Linked DNA regions of Homo sapiens: region 1 is linked to region 2. Evidence: chromatin contacts called from ENCODE Hi-C or POLR2A ChIA-PET data. All regions are on one chromosome and are shown on one strand. The core of a region is the stretch at or near the end of the contact, and the rest is flanking DNA. Distances in the headings are between cores, read along the strand shown. Region 1 has its middle 37 kb from the start of PRSS1. Region 2 has its middle 110 kb from the start of PRSS1.

Region 1 (6,256 bases), core at 2,731-5,230, 74 kb before region 2:
TGTGCAACACTGTGGATAAACTGCTGGCACAGAAGTACAGAGAGGTCTGGTTGGGGCTGGGCGACTCCAGGATCAGGGGGAAATTCCTCTTCTCTTTTCGAGAGACTTTGTACCCTTCAGGAACATCTCCCTTATCAGTCACCTCAACATTCATTGAATAGTAGATCTGCCTTAAGCCCAGCCCTGGGTCTTGTCGATACCAGGACATATACTCATGGTTCATATTCTGAGAACAAGTCACTGTTAACTTCTTTCCAGTCACTGTGATGAGGTATCTTGGGTTCTGGGTCACTTGGGCTTCCAGGGGGCCTGTAAAGGAAGGGGACAGAGTTAGAGGCAGCGCTGAAGGGGATCTCCAATGCTTAAGCCTTTAGGAGATGCCTTGGGCTGAGGCCTACAAAATAAGGCCAAAAGTTGCCTATGTGTTCTGGGACTCACCTGCTCCTAGAAGGCAAAGGACCACATAGCCAAGGAGCTGGGGGCCCATGGCAGCATCAGGCAGGTGTCTGCCAGTTCTGGGGGCTCCAGGTGGTTTCTGTAACGTCTCCACCTCTTCAGCTATTTGGGCCTCAGAAACATTTTCAGGAGAGAAACCACTCCCACTTCAGCTCAGAGGGCTGAAGTGTACAAACGCAACACAGCCAACTCAGGCTGAGGACATTTGTAATCAATGTCATTTTCCTTAATCTGTGAGATTCCTTTCTTTATACATGTGCCACATTTTCTTATTAATACAGTCTTGTACAAACTGTCAAATATTTATGTATTTTGGATCTCAGGGTATAAAGTGGTGTAACACATTTGATTATCACTTAGAAGTGTGAGAACATAAAGCTTATAATATTGAAAGCTGCATTATCTTTTTTTTTTTTTTTGAGACAGAGTATCACTCTGTCACCCAGGCTGGAGTGCAGTGGCATGATCTTGGCTCACTGCAACCTCCGCTTCCCGGGTTTAAGCAATACTCCTGCCTCAGCCTCCCCAGTAGCTGGGATTACATGAAAGCTGCATTATCATATATTTTGAAGTCATTTCTACTCTGGCAGAAAAAATTTCAAGTATATCCCTGACTTCATTTATCCACTGGTATATATTTTTAGTCACTACATTTTAAAAGAGTCTAGGGTGTAAAATCTCAGATTCACATCATAGATTATTTTGCTAGTCTATTGCTGTTTAAAATCCAAGACACACAGCTTCTTTGCTCTTTAGCAAAATTGACTTAGTCATCATTGCTAGAGCTAGCAGCTGTTTCCACCAAAGATGGTATCTGGAGCATCTTTCTTCTTTTCCCCTTCTCTGTTCTTCTCCAGAAGAAGCTGGTGAAAGGCAGAGGCAACACCTGCTTCCTGCAGTAACCTCAGAGCCTTACCAGCCAGCTCTGCTTCCTGCCTGCTTTTGGTACGTGCTTTGCTTTCTTGCCACTCCACAGCTTGCTGTACATGGAAGGTATCTGTCCCTGGATATCGTGTTGTAGCCAGGCAGTGTTTGGGGCCAGGAGTGTCAAGCTTCTCTTAGATCTTCCAGCAGCTGCTGGTACTGCTCTCTTTTCTGCCTGAATATGTTCTTCCTACATTGAGGTGACTTTCCTAGGATTCCCCAGAATGCCTTCCTCCTCGAACACCTTTGAACTTTTCTTAATTTTTAAAATTAAGGTATAGTTGATGAATAAAAATTGCATATATTTACAGTGCTCATTGTGATTTTTGACACATGTATACCTTTGAATCCTTCTTGTACTTTGTAGGAACGAATGTATTCCTGGATGGTGGAATAGAAGGAGGCTACCCCTTTCTTCCCAAAAGCTTCCTACCACAAGTAGAGCCTCACAGAGCCCGTCATTGTTTTTGCCAAATCATTATCATCTCCAGACAAGAAGGAGCCCCCTTCCCGGTTTTCAGGCCTACTCTCAAACCTCAGAGATGAGTTCCTTGCCCCCAGACCCCTTCATGGTGAGAGGTGCAGCTCTAACAGTTTCCATTCCATGCATTGAGAAAGGAGTGATTGCTATCAGGACCTTAGCTCTGATCTAAGAGGAGTATTCTCTCTTTTTCTATTTCTTCACCACTGCTTTCTGGAAAAAAATGTAGGGAGAGAGCTTGGCTCTACTTCAGCCACAGGTGTTTGCATTTTCCTGGCAAATCCTCCATATCCTAGCTGTGAATTCGGGTGTTCTTAAGAGAGGGAAAACAACTTTCATTCTAAAAACCCACTGCAAGTAAATAATTTCATGTTACTTAGTAAACCTTGACATCCAAATAGCAAAATCTTTCAGAATTTACTCGCGTCCACATAGCTCACTATTAGTGGATATTGGATTTCCCAACATTCCGTGGTGTTTCAAAGTTGAACAGGTACATAATTACACTTCAGAGTATTATAATTTTTCCCAATGTCTTTTCATATTAGATTAATTCAAGATTTAGGAGGTAGCTAATTCTATATTCTGTCCCTCTACCAGCTAATTCACTCTCCTCAGCAATGTGGTTTCTCCTTCTGTGTTCCTTTGACTATGAGGCTATTCTGCTCTCGTTTCCTTTTCTACCTCAACCAAGGTACTAAAATGATGCTGTTAGCCTGAGGCTCCAATAGCCTTACAGTAGGAGCCAGTTGTTTTACTTTCCCACCCTTCCTCCCTACAACCTTCCCTCTGATCTTTTCTACCCAATTCCACCATATTTAGGAATTCTAGAAACTTATTCTATTCCATTTCCCTAATGTAGGGCAGACTCCTATGTCCCTAACAGCGGGAATGGAAAGTAAACAGAACCCTCTAGACGGCCGGGCACTCTGAAACATCTCCTTCATCTTTGCATTTTGATGAAAAAGCATTTCATTCTACGCCATGCCATCCCTTCCTCTCCTTCATACTTTTTCGGTCTTTGCTCTCTTCCTTCTCTTTTTAGGGACTGCTCATCCACCCAACCGGGGCAACAGTATCCCGATAAAAGCAATTAAGCTAACACCTACTAAACTGATGAACCATTTCCTAAAAACCCCTGTAAGAGAACCTACGCCTTGTCCCTTTAAATATAAAGCAACCTTTTTTTGTTTTTTTCTATGTGATTTTGAGCCCAGGAATAGACTGCAGAATTCTCACCTCACTTCAAATTCTATTTCACTTACGCTCAGGCCATTTTAGTTCTGAGAGTCACTCCAGTTTATGTATTTTCTTGTACTATATGATTAGCTTTTGAAAGACCCCAATGAGACATATTTATATATCAAGTTTTTAAAATTGATAATACAGTATTCAATTTTATCAAACTTTCCCTCCCACCATTATCTGAATTTTAATGTTTATATTACAGGAATATGTTAGTGCCCTCTAGTGGAACATCGGAGTGGTGGGCTGAATGGTTCCTTAAAGATGTCCAGGTGCTAATAATCCCTGCAACCCGTAACAGCTGTGGATGTTCAGTTAGATGGCAAATGGGAATTAAAGCTGCAGGTGCAATTAGGGCTGCTAATCAGCCGACCTTGAGATAGGAAGCAGTTCGTGGATTACCCAGGTGGGTCCAATGTAATCACGCAGGTCCTTAAACGTGGAGAGCCTTTCCCGGCAGTGTTTAGAGGGAGCTGTGAGTACGCAAGTAGGGTCAGAGCAACAGAACGTGCTGCCTTTGAAGATAGAGGAAAACAACCCATAAGGTAAGAAAATCGATTCTCCCCTGGAGCCTTCAGAAAGGAACCCAGATCTGCCGACACCTTGATTTTGGCTGGGTGATACCTATGTTGGTTTCTGAACTACGGAACTGTAAGGTGATACATTTGCATTGTTTTAAGCCACTAAATGGGTGGCAATTTGTATAGTAGCAACAGAAAACTAATACAACCACCAAGACCAAAAATGTGTGGTCAAATGTGTAAGAGGGCAATTAGGATGAAAACAGTAAAGGAACGAGTAAGATCGGAGTGCAGGGTGTCTGGGGCATCTTGAGTGTGTGTGGCGGCTCATAGGTTAGGTCGCTTCACCCCTGGGGTTTGTCATATCCGCTCAGAGAGGATGTGGCTGCACTGATAGGCTGCTGCTGCAGAGGGTCTCAGAGTCTGGTTAGTGCTGGACGATTTAAGGGTTGGGAAAGATGATTATTTTTTCCCTTTTTTCTTTTTGGTTGGAATGACTATGCTGACTCAGGGCATCTTTTTCAAAGCTGCCAACTTCAGAAGAATAATTAATAGATTAAATTTATCCCCAGCCCTGGATCTTATGGATTCCAGAACGTTTGGTCTGGTTGATAGTCTGAAAACATTCCGATACAACTTTCCTGCCTCATCTCAGGGTCTGTGTTACTTTGACATTCATGAGCCTTTAAAAGAAGGATGCAGAAAAGTGACTACATAGCCCACCAGGAAACTCATGTGAAAGCCACGAGGAAGAGCCTGTTCCCAGAGCCTGGACACACCAGGATGGTGATTATCCCATGTGCGTTCTGAGAATACCTGCCCCTGTGAGCCACAGGCCACACACAGATGAGTGTCCCAGCAGCTTCTCTCCAGATTAGGTCATTTCCTCACAGAGCCTTACCAAGATATGCACTTTTAGACCAACTTAGTTCTAGAAGAAATGGTTTTTTTCTGTTCTAAATATATTCTAACAGTTTTGTTCTCCAAAATACATCTTTTAAAATTTGTTGAGTTGGTTTCTTCTGAGGCCTCTCTCCTTGGCTTGTAGATAACAATTTTTTTTTTTCTATACCTTCTTTCTGGTCTTCCCTCTTTGCATGTCTGTGTCCTAACCTCCTGATAAGGACACCAGTCATATTGAATTAGGGCCCACCCTAATGACCTAATTTTAACTTAATTATCGATGTAAAGACCCCATCTCCAAATATAGTCAGTCACATTATGGGGCACTGGGACTTAGGACATCAACATATGAAATGAAGAAGGTAGCACAACTCAGTCCATAACAATGGAAATAATAAAAGTACTTACCTTACATATTTGTTGTGGCAATTAAATGAGTTGCCATGAATAAAGAGGTTAAAGGATTGCCATGCATACAGCTATTCAAAATATTTTCTCCACTGCTGCTTTTATCACAATACTTTCTTAAGTCAGTGCCAGTCTCTGTGTTAAACTACTCACATATTGTTTCATTCAACCCTCACCCCACTTCTGAGAGGCTTATATTATTTACTTCATTTTATAGATGTGAAAACTGAGGGCTTAGAGGGCTTAAGTCACTTTCTAAAGCTACTAAGTGCCAGAAACTGTCTGACTGCAAATCCTGCACTCTCAACCATGATGTGTAAATATTTCCATTTCTCTACATGCTTTATGGTAAATGTGATGGTGAACTTACTGCTTGACAATTTGACTTTTCAATTTCTTTTAGGAATTATTTTCCAATCACTCCAGTTTCTACACCTAAAACAGAATTAATACACTTTCCTTTGCCTGTGTTGTCTCTTGGTGTCATCTCCAAGTTACTGGTGGAAGGTATCTTGAGTTATCAGCAGTGAATCCCTGCTGGTCTGCAGCAACCTCAGTTCTTGCCTCCTCAGAAGAAAATTCCACTGAGGGTCATAGAGCAGAAAAAGAGACCAAGACAAGTTTTAGAGCAGGAGTAGAAGCTTATTAAAAAGGCTTTAGAACAGGAAAGAAAAGAAAGAACACTTGGAAGAGATCCAAGCAGGTGACTTGAAGAGCAAGTGTGGCATTTAACCTTGATCCTGGGGCTTCATAGGCGGCCATCTTGTGCCCCTTTCTCATTATTCTCCCCTTAGGATAGGCTGCCCGAATGCACAGTGCCCTCCTTACACTTCGGAAGTGAGCATGCGCAGTGTGTTTAGGAAGTTGTATGCATGCCCATCTGACGCTTTCTTCCTGTTTCTGTTGGAGTGTCCCTGGAAGGTCGTACTCCACCCTTTTGTCTCTCAATGCACATACCTGGGTTCACCTGCCCAATACCTGAGATTTTATTGGAAACCTTCTTTGCTTCTCCTTGGTGCCTGCATTCAATTGACACTTTAATGTTAACAGCTGTGGATCAGCAAGAGATTGTACCTCCCTATCTCAGGCTGCTGAATTATGCATTATTATTAGAGAGGCAACGTTATAATCTCTGAATCAATACCAGATTGTCTGACATTCTGGGCGGTGGGGGGAAGGGAGCCCTCTCCTGCCCCACTCATGCCTAACTAACTACCTGTAACATCCAGGCGCCCCATGCTGCCTCCCCACATTCCTTGCAGGCTCAGGGTGAACTTCCCAAGCAGGATTGGCTTTGTTTACATGCTATGATTTCCAT
Region 2 (6,782 bases), core at 2,768-5,267:
CCTGTGCTCAACTCAACACAAGAAGGGGTTTGGAAGTTTAGTGGTTTTGTTTTTGTTTTTGTTTTTTAAAGAACCGATTCTCTACACCCTCTGTATTCACTATAAATAATTAATACAGTAGAGATGGGGTGGGGGCTACTCCTGCAATTTTAGGAATAGCAAAGTGTCTGAAGCGCCCCTTCCCTTGTGACAATGGATTAGAGCAGGGACTTGGGACACGGCATGGGCTTTAGTCCTGTCTCTGCCATTTCGCAGCTATGTAACCTTGGAAAAGTTACAGAGCATCTCTTCAATTTCACTTTATCTGTAAAATTGAGATAATAAGTAACTACCCAAAACCTGTGATGAACATTACATAAATAAAGCATTTAGAACAGTTCTTAGTACATAAGAAACACTAGATTTGCGTTTGCTCTTATTACTTTCTGGACCTGAAGTTCTAATTCACAGGAAGTTAGGAAGTCAATACTGTATCAAGTGAAATGAGACATTTATGGTCATAGGGTTGTACCAGCTGACTAAAGTCTCATTTTCCAACTGAGTAGAAATTTGTATGAGTGTAAATTCATTGTATAACATGGGTTCTTCCAAGTAGTTTTAGTAAATAAAAATAGGATCCTAGCTGATTTCTTAATGAATGCTTTTGTTTTGGTAGACAAATGTTGTTCTATTTCTGAGGTTATCTGCAATTAAAAGATGCTTTCATGATGAAACTTTTGGTTGCAAGCTGGTGGGGTTTAGAAGCTGTTGCTGTTCCCTCCTAGAAGAAAAACAAGGCAGAGAGAGAGAGAGAGAGAGAAAAGAAAGAGCAGGAGAGAGACAGAAAGAGAATATAAAGTAATTATTTAGAGTGAGAAGCATTAAGAGGTGCGGCAGTGTGGGTGAAACTCTGAGAAAGAATGCTTGCAACATAGTTGTTTCCAATGCGTAGGTCTAGGCTTCAGGTTGTCAATCATGCCTGCGTTGAGGATCTAATTCTGTGTCCAGGAGTTCTTCACATTGTACCAGGGACCTCTTTGTCAGACTGGTAAATCCTAAGGACCCCATCTCAGAATAACATTTTAAATGCATAAACTAGAATATAGAAAATTATTTTGAAATGCAGATATCAATTTTTTTAAATTCTCATATATTAATATAGGAACACCTTTAAATTTCATTAAATGAAATATAACCTGCTGAATCTGAAAACTGTCATGATTTCAACATAGTGATGAAAGTATATTTACTGCATTTAACGTGGTATGAAAATATCTGACTTTTATATCAACTGTCATCTATGCAACATATAAGCAAATGTCTGTGATTTCTGTCATTGACTTTGTCACTGATATTACTAAAACTACTATGGTTTACTCATTATATCATAGAAGGAAAGGTATATTTCAGTTGGAGGTTAGTTAAAATAAAGATCTATTTTCCCATTCAAATTTATTGATTCCCTGAATTTTATCTCTGCACTCCTTGGAGGTCCACGGATCCCAGGTTAAAAACTTCTGCCTTAGAAGAGAATATGCATTATGCTGGAATCCACAGACAGGAAATGTTTTTTAGAACGTTCATATAGCCTCGGAAGTACTTAGCCTATATGTGTAGTTTGCAGATTTGTCAAGGTGTCAAGGGAAACAATTTAAACTACTTCTTTAGACTGTTTACAGACTTCAATTATAACAGGTATTATATTATACTTACCATGATTGTGTTCTAGTCCTGGAAACATGGTACAAATTCTATCATCTATCTTTCTACATACTGTCTGCATTATCAATTATATTCATCATTATCCATATCATCATCATGATTATCATGTATATTTTATTCCTGAGGAGCATTATTGGAATAGAAAACTACAGGGACATAGTATGATAGTATATACTCTCTTGCATGAAAGAGTAAGGCTTTATGCTAAGAAACCATGTAATCAGAAATAGTATTCCTAAAATGGAATCACAAAATTATCTCCACACTATGTTTTAAAATAATCTCTACAGTACTATGTGTTACTAATTCTGAGACACCTCAGATCCCAATATTGGTAATATATGCACTATTCTTATTGATGGAATTTAGACAGTTCTACTGTATTTAAGATCCTCATTGTAGTCAGTGTTAAATAGTGTCCTATTTCCTAGATAAAGGAGTAAATAATGAAAAAGTTTATGTCATTAAACACTCTTCCTATATTGCAACAGATTCAACAGTATGTTCCCATTTCGTGCCTCCAATATGGTAATTCTCCATCTGAATACTTGGATCCATTTTTAAATTAGTGAATTGTATTTTTGGAGCAATTTTAAGTCCACAGCAAAGTTGAGCAGAAACTACAGAATCCCAAGTATTCCCTGCACTCACATGAACAACGTTCCCTACTACTGACACTCTGTGTTGTAGAACTATAGACCTGATGAAGGTGGCCTATGGGAGAAACAAGAATGGAATTCAGAGGCTCGACCAGCAGGGCTGCAACCCCTCATTCCAAATCATGTGCTTAACTGCAAAATATTCCCTTTAATTAATCTTAACGCATAGGTATGTTTTCATTAACAAAATGTATCTCTTCTTAAAGTACACCTTGCAGAAATTTCACAGCTTTTCCAATACATGTAAATAAGTATATTTTACCTGGAAACAGAGCAGCACTGACACTTGATTGGTTCACATGGTGAATGAGGCTGACGCTGTGAGCTCACATATGGTTGCTCCAAACCATATGCAATTTCTGGAGAAGGTATTTTTATGTAACATACTGAGGTAGAGATGTCAATTGAAAAATGTAAAGACGAAATTGAATTAGGCTGACGTGAAATCTTGGCAGAAAATATTTTTATTGAGTACATTTATAATCTTGTTAAAATAAAATTTAGGAAAATATATATAAGATCTGTATAATAAAAAATACAAAGCGATGCTGAGAGAAATTAACAAGACCTCAATAAAGAGATGTGAGGGACTTTCTGAGACGATGAAAATGTTTTGTATCTTGATTGTCATCATGGTTACATCATGGGTATAAAAATGTGTTAAAATTTGTTGAAGTGTACACTTAAAATGCGGGTGTGTTTTATTGCAGCAGTTGGATTTGTTTATTGCATACATATTCCATATATATCTTATGTCTCAATAGAGTTGCTTTAAAAATGTTCGTAATTGTTGGCCAGGCGTGGTGGCTCATGCCTGTAATCCCAGCACTCTGGGAGGCCGAGGCAGGCGGATTACGAGGTCAGGAGATCGAGACCATCCTGGCTAACACGGTGAAACACCGTCTCCACTAAAAGAAATACAAAAAATTAGCTGGGCGTGGTGGCGGGCGCCTGTAGTCCCAGCTACTCGGGAGGCTGAGGCAGGAGAATGGCGTGAACCCAGGAGGCGGAACTTGTAGTGAGCCGAGATCACGCCACTGCACTCCAGCCTGGATGACAGAGCGAGACTCCGTCTCAAAAAAAAATTAAAATAAATATAAATAAATAAATAAAAATAAAAATTTGTGATTGTAACATTCCATAGGGCAGGAATTGCTAATGGTTCCCACTAGGCTTCTATGGCAGGGAGAGCTGTGAGAAGCAGTCAAAAAGCCCTTTAGAGTCTGTCTCTAGTTCAAGGAAATGTGCTGGGTCAGAAGATCAGGGTCTACCTGAAAGACACAGTTGATCCGCTTGTCATTCTTATTTGTGCACCCACAACTTTACCAAGTGAAAAGCACAGAATCCCCTTCTTTAAATAAAGATTGTTAGAAATCCATAAAGCTCATGTAGAGAGAGAGAGAGGGTAACCTAGCATATCTTACCTAATATGCTGAACACTGAGGAATCCAAGCTTTTTATGCCTTCTGGCCCCTTCCCTGGGGTTTTGTCCCCATCAGTTGTTTTAAATAACCCCCCTTTGTTTTTTGCTCACTTAGAGCTGTTATTTACAAGTTTTTCCTTCTGATTTATTGTCTTTCAAGTTGGGTTTCTGTTACGTAGTGCCTACCAACCTGCTACACACTTATTTCCTGAGCTGGGTCCATAATGAGTTTGTGTTCTAAGAAGGGCTAACATTCGGCACTGTGGCTTTGCTGCTGGCACAGAAATACAGTGCTGTGTCCCCTGACTCCGTGGACTGGATCTCCAAGGTACAGGATGAGTTTTTGGAGCATTGGGCTAAAAATCGCTCATTGATTATTTCTGCTTTCTGAATAAGTTCTTCGTTCTGAAAGTAAACCAAAAACTTGAGCTCTTCTTCCAGCTTCTTACGATACCAGTAAACATAACTATGTGCTTTTATAGGAACACAATCCATCTTTGCTTTCTGTTCACTTGCTTTGGCCAGAAGTCTAGGTCTCTGGGTGACCTTGGTGTCCGTGGAGCCTGTGGAGGAAGGAGAGAGCAGCTGTAGAAAAAGCGCAGGAGGGAGCTTGATACTGCAGCCACCGGAGAGAGTCTTGGAACTGAAATTCAACCAGTTCAGAACAGGGCCTTACCTGGCTCCCCAGAAAGAAATGGCCACACAGCAGAGAAGTCTGAGGCACATGGTTGGCTCAGAAAGAAATCGTAGTGGTAGCTTTTTCTGTAAGGCTTCTTCACCCACTCTCCTAGCCCCCGTCAGCAACCTCCTTGTGACGTGATCACTTTCCATAGCCTTTGTAGATGCTCTGTACATGGGACAGAGTCATTTCAATTTCAAAGAATGTAGGAGGGCAGACTTTGTTTTAGCTGTTAAAAATAGTGTAAGTTTCAGCCTGCTTTTAGTTTTTTTTTTTTCTGTTACTCACTGTTTTGCTATTTTTTTTAAGTAAAATCACTCATACATTTATTTACTTAAAAAATTATTATACTTTAAGTTCTGGGGTACATGTGCAGAATGTGCACTTTTGTTACATAAGTATACACATGCCATGGTGGTTTGCTGCACCTATCAACCCATCATCTACATTAGGTATTTCTCCTAATGCTATCCCTCCCCTAGCCCTCCATCCCCCGACAGGCCCCATGTGTGATGTTCCCCTCCCTGTGTCCATGTGTTCTCATTGTTCAGCTCCCACTTATGAGGGAGAACATGCGGTGTTTGGTTTTCTGTTCTTGTGATAGATTGCTGAGAATGATGGTTTCCAACTTCATCTATGTCCCTGCAAAGGACATGAACTCATCCTTTTTTATGGCTGCATAATATTCCACGGAATATATGTGTCACATTTTCTTTATCCAGTCTATCATTGATGGGCATTTTGGTTGGTTCCAAGTCTTTGCTATTGTGAACAGTGGTGCAATAAACATGTATGTGCATGTCTCTTTATAGTAGAATGATTTATAATCCTTTGGGTATATACCCAGTAATGGGATTGCTGGGTCAAATGGTATTTCTGGTTCTAGATCCTTGAGAAATCTCCACACTGTCTTCCACAATGGTTGAACTAATTTACACTCTATTTACTTTTTTAACTTGTCAGTTTGCTTCTTCCCCTCCCTTCCATCTCAGGTAAGGAATCATACAACTCGGTCTTTACAAATAGTAGCTTTTGACACACTTATAAAATCACATAGCAGCTGCTTTACATTAAGTAAGTATTTATTTATTTATTTATTTATTTATTTATTTATTTATTTATTTATTTTTGAGACGGATCTTGCTCTGTCTCCCAGGCTGGAGTGCAGTGGCATGATCTCAGCCCACTGCAGCCTTTGTCTCCCGGGTTCAAGCAGTCTCCTGCCTCAGCCTCCTGAGTAGCTGGGATTACAGGCCCCCACCACCGCACCTGGCTAATTTTTGTATTTTTAGTAGAGACAGGCTTTCACCATGTCACTGGCTGGTCTTTAATTCCTGACCTCAAGTGATCTGCCCACCTCAGCCTCCCAAACTGTTGGGATTACAGGCATGAGCCACTGTGCCCGGCTACATTAAATAATGAAATGTTGAACTATACAGAACAATATTTATGACAAATATGCAATGCATATATAGAAGCAATAAAATGAATACCTTTGCCTGAACCAATCAGCTTAAGAGTTAGATTATTGCTGAAAATTTCTCAGTCCATGTTACTCTTTTAGATTTCCTCATTGTTTCTCCGTCATGCCCAGGTAGGTGTAATCTGAAGTTTAAATTTGTCATTCACTAGCTTGGCATTATAGTCTTTAGCATTTACACAAGAATCTGTAAATTATGTAGTATTTAATTTTGTGTGTCTTTGAAATGTATCTAAGAGGAATCAGCTAGTTTATATATTTTCTACAATGTTATTTTTTCATTCAACATTAGGTCTGTGATAATACGTTGACACACAATCTAGACAATTTACTTTCGCTGCCATCTAGTATTACATTATATTCATTGGCTAGAATTTATTCATTCTTGAATTAATGCACACTAATTTTTCCCTGGGTGTTTGTGCTGCTACAAACAGTATTGTATTCTCGAACATGTCTCTGCTTTTCTAGGTGCAAGATTGTTGCCATACCTGGCAATGTAAAGACTGAGTTTTCAAGTCAACATGTCAACTTTACATAACATAACAAAATGCTTTCCAAAGTGATTAAGCCAAATAAGTGATCCCACCAACAGCTCATGAGTGTGTTCAGATGTTCCACATCTAGGACTACACTTGCTATTTAATATACCTTTAATTTTGCCAGTCTAGTATGTTAATATTATCTCATGGTGCAATATAGTTTTTGTTTGCTTCTTTCTGGTTGCTAAGGAGGTTGAATATATTTGATATATTATAGGCCACCAGTGTTGCCTGTAAACTGCCCTTTGTCCATATTTCTTTTTGGTTGATTAGCTATTATTTATTTGTAACAGTTTTT

What was found. Hi-C counts contacts between places; a loop is a spot of excess contacts on that map. ChIA-PET counts read pairs that join two places held with the same protein, here RNA polymerase II (POLR2A). Pooled maps may share reads with other maps.
Region 1: a loop to region 2 is called in a map of CD4-positive, alpha-beta T cell, with 5 times the contacts of the local background. The contact joins two enhancer-like sites. A Hi-C loop is called at or near these places in 16 of 168 maps with a recorded cell type or tissue (B cell, CD4-positive, alpha-beta T cell, CD4-positive, alpha-beta memory T cell and 9 more), 12 of 37 single-sample maps with no recorded cell type and 24 of 50 pooled maps. POLR2A ChIA-PET finds 5 or more read pairs at or near these places in 7 of 52 experiments (CD4-positive, alpha-beta T cell, activated CD4-positive, alpha-beta T cell, activated CD8-positive, alpha-beta T cell and 2 more).

What each region holds. Positions count from the first base shown.
Region 1 is chr7:142,709,620-142,715,875 of GRCh38, reverse strand. It overlaps TRB, the pseudogene TRBVB and TRBV27. Among named protein-coding and RNA genes, the nearest start is that of PRSS1, 37 kb to the left of the region's middle. Within about 2 kb of position 3,980, at least 4 of the 41 ENCODE cell types and tissues checked have a DNase peak (open chromatin) inside an H3K27ac peak, as active enhancers do.
Region 2 is chr7:142,634,651-142,641,432 of GRCh38, reverse strand. It overlaps TRB and the pseudogene TRBV21-1. Among named protein-coding and RNA genes, the nearest start is that of PRSS1, 110 kb to the left of the region's middle. Within about 2 kb of position 4,017, at least 2 of the 41 ENCODE cell types and tissues checked have a DNase peak (open chromatin) inside an H3K27ac peak, as active enhancers do.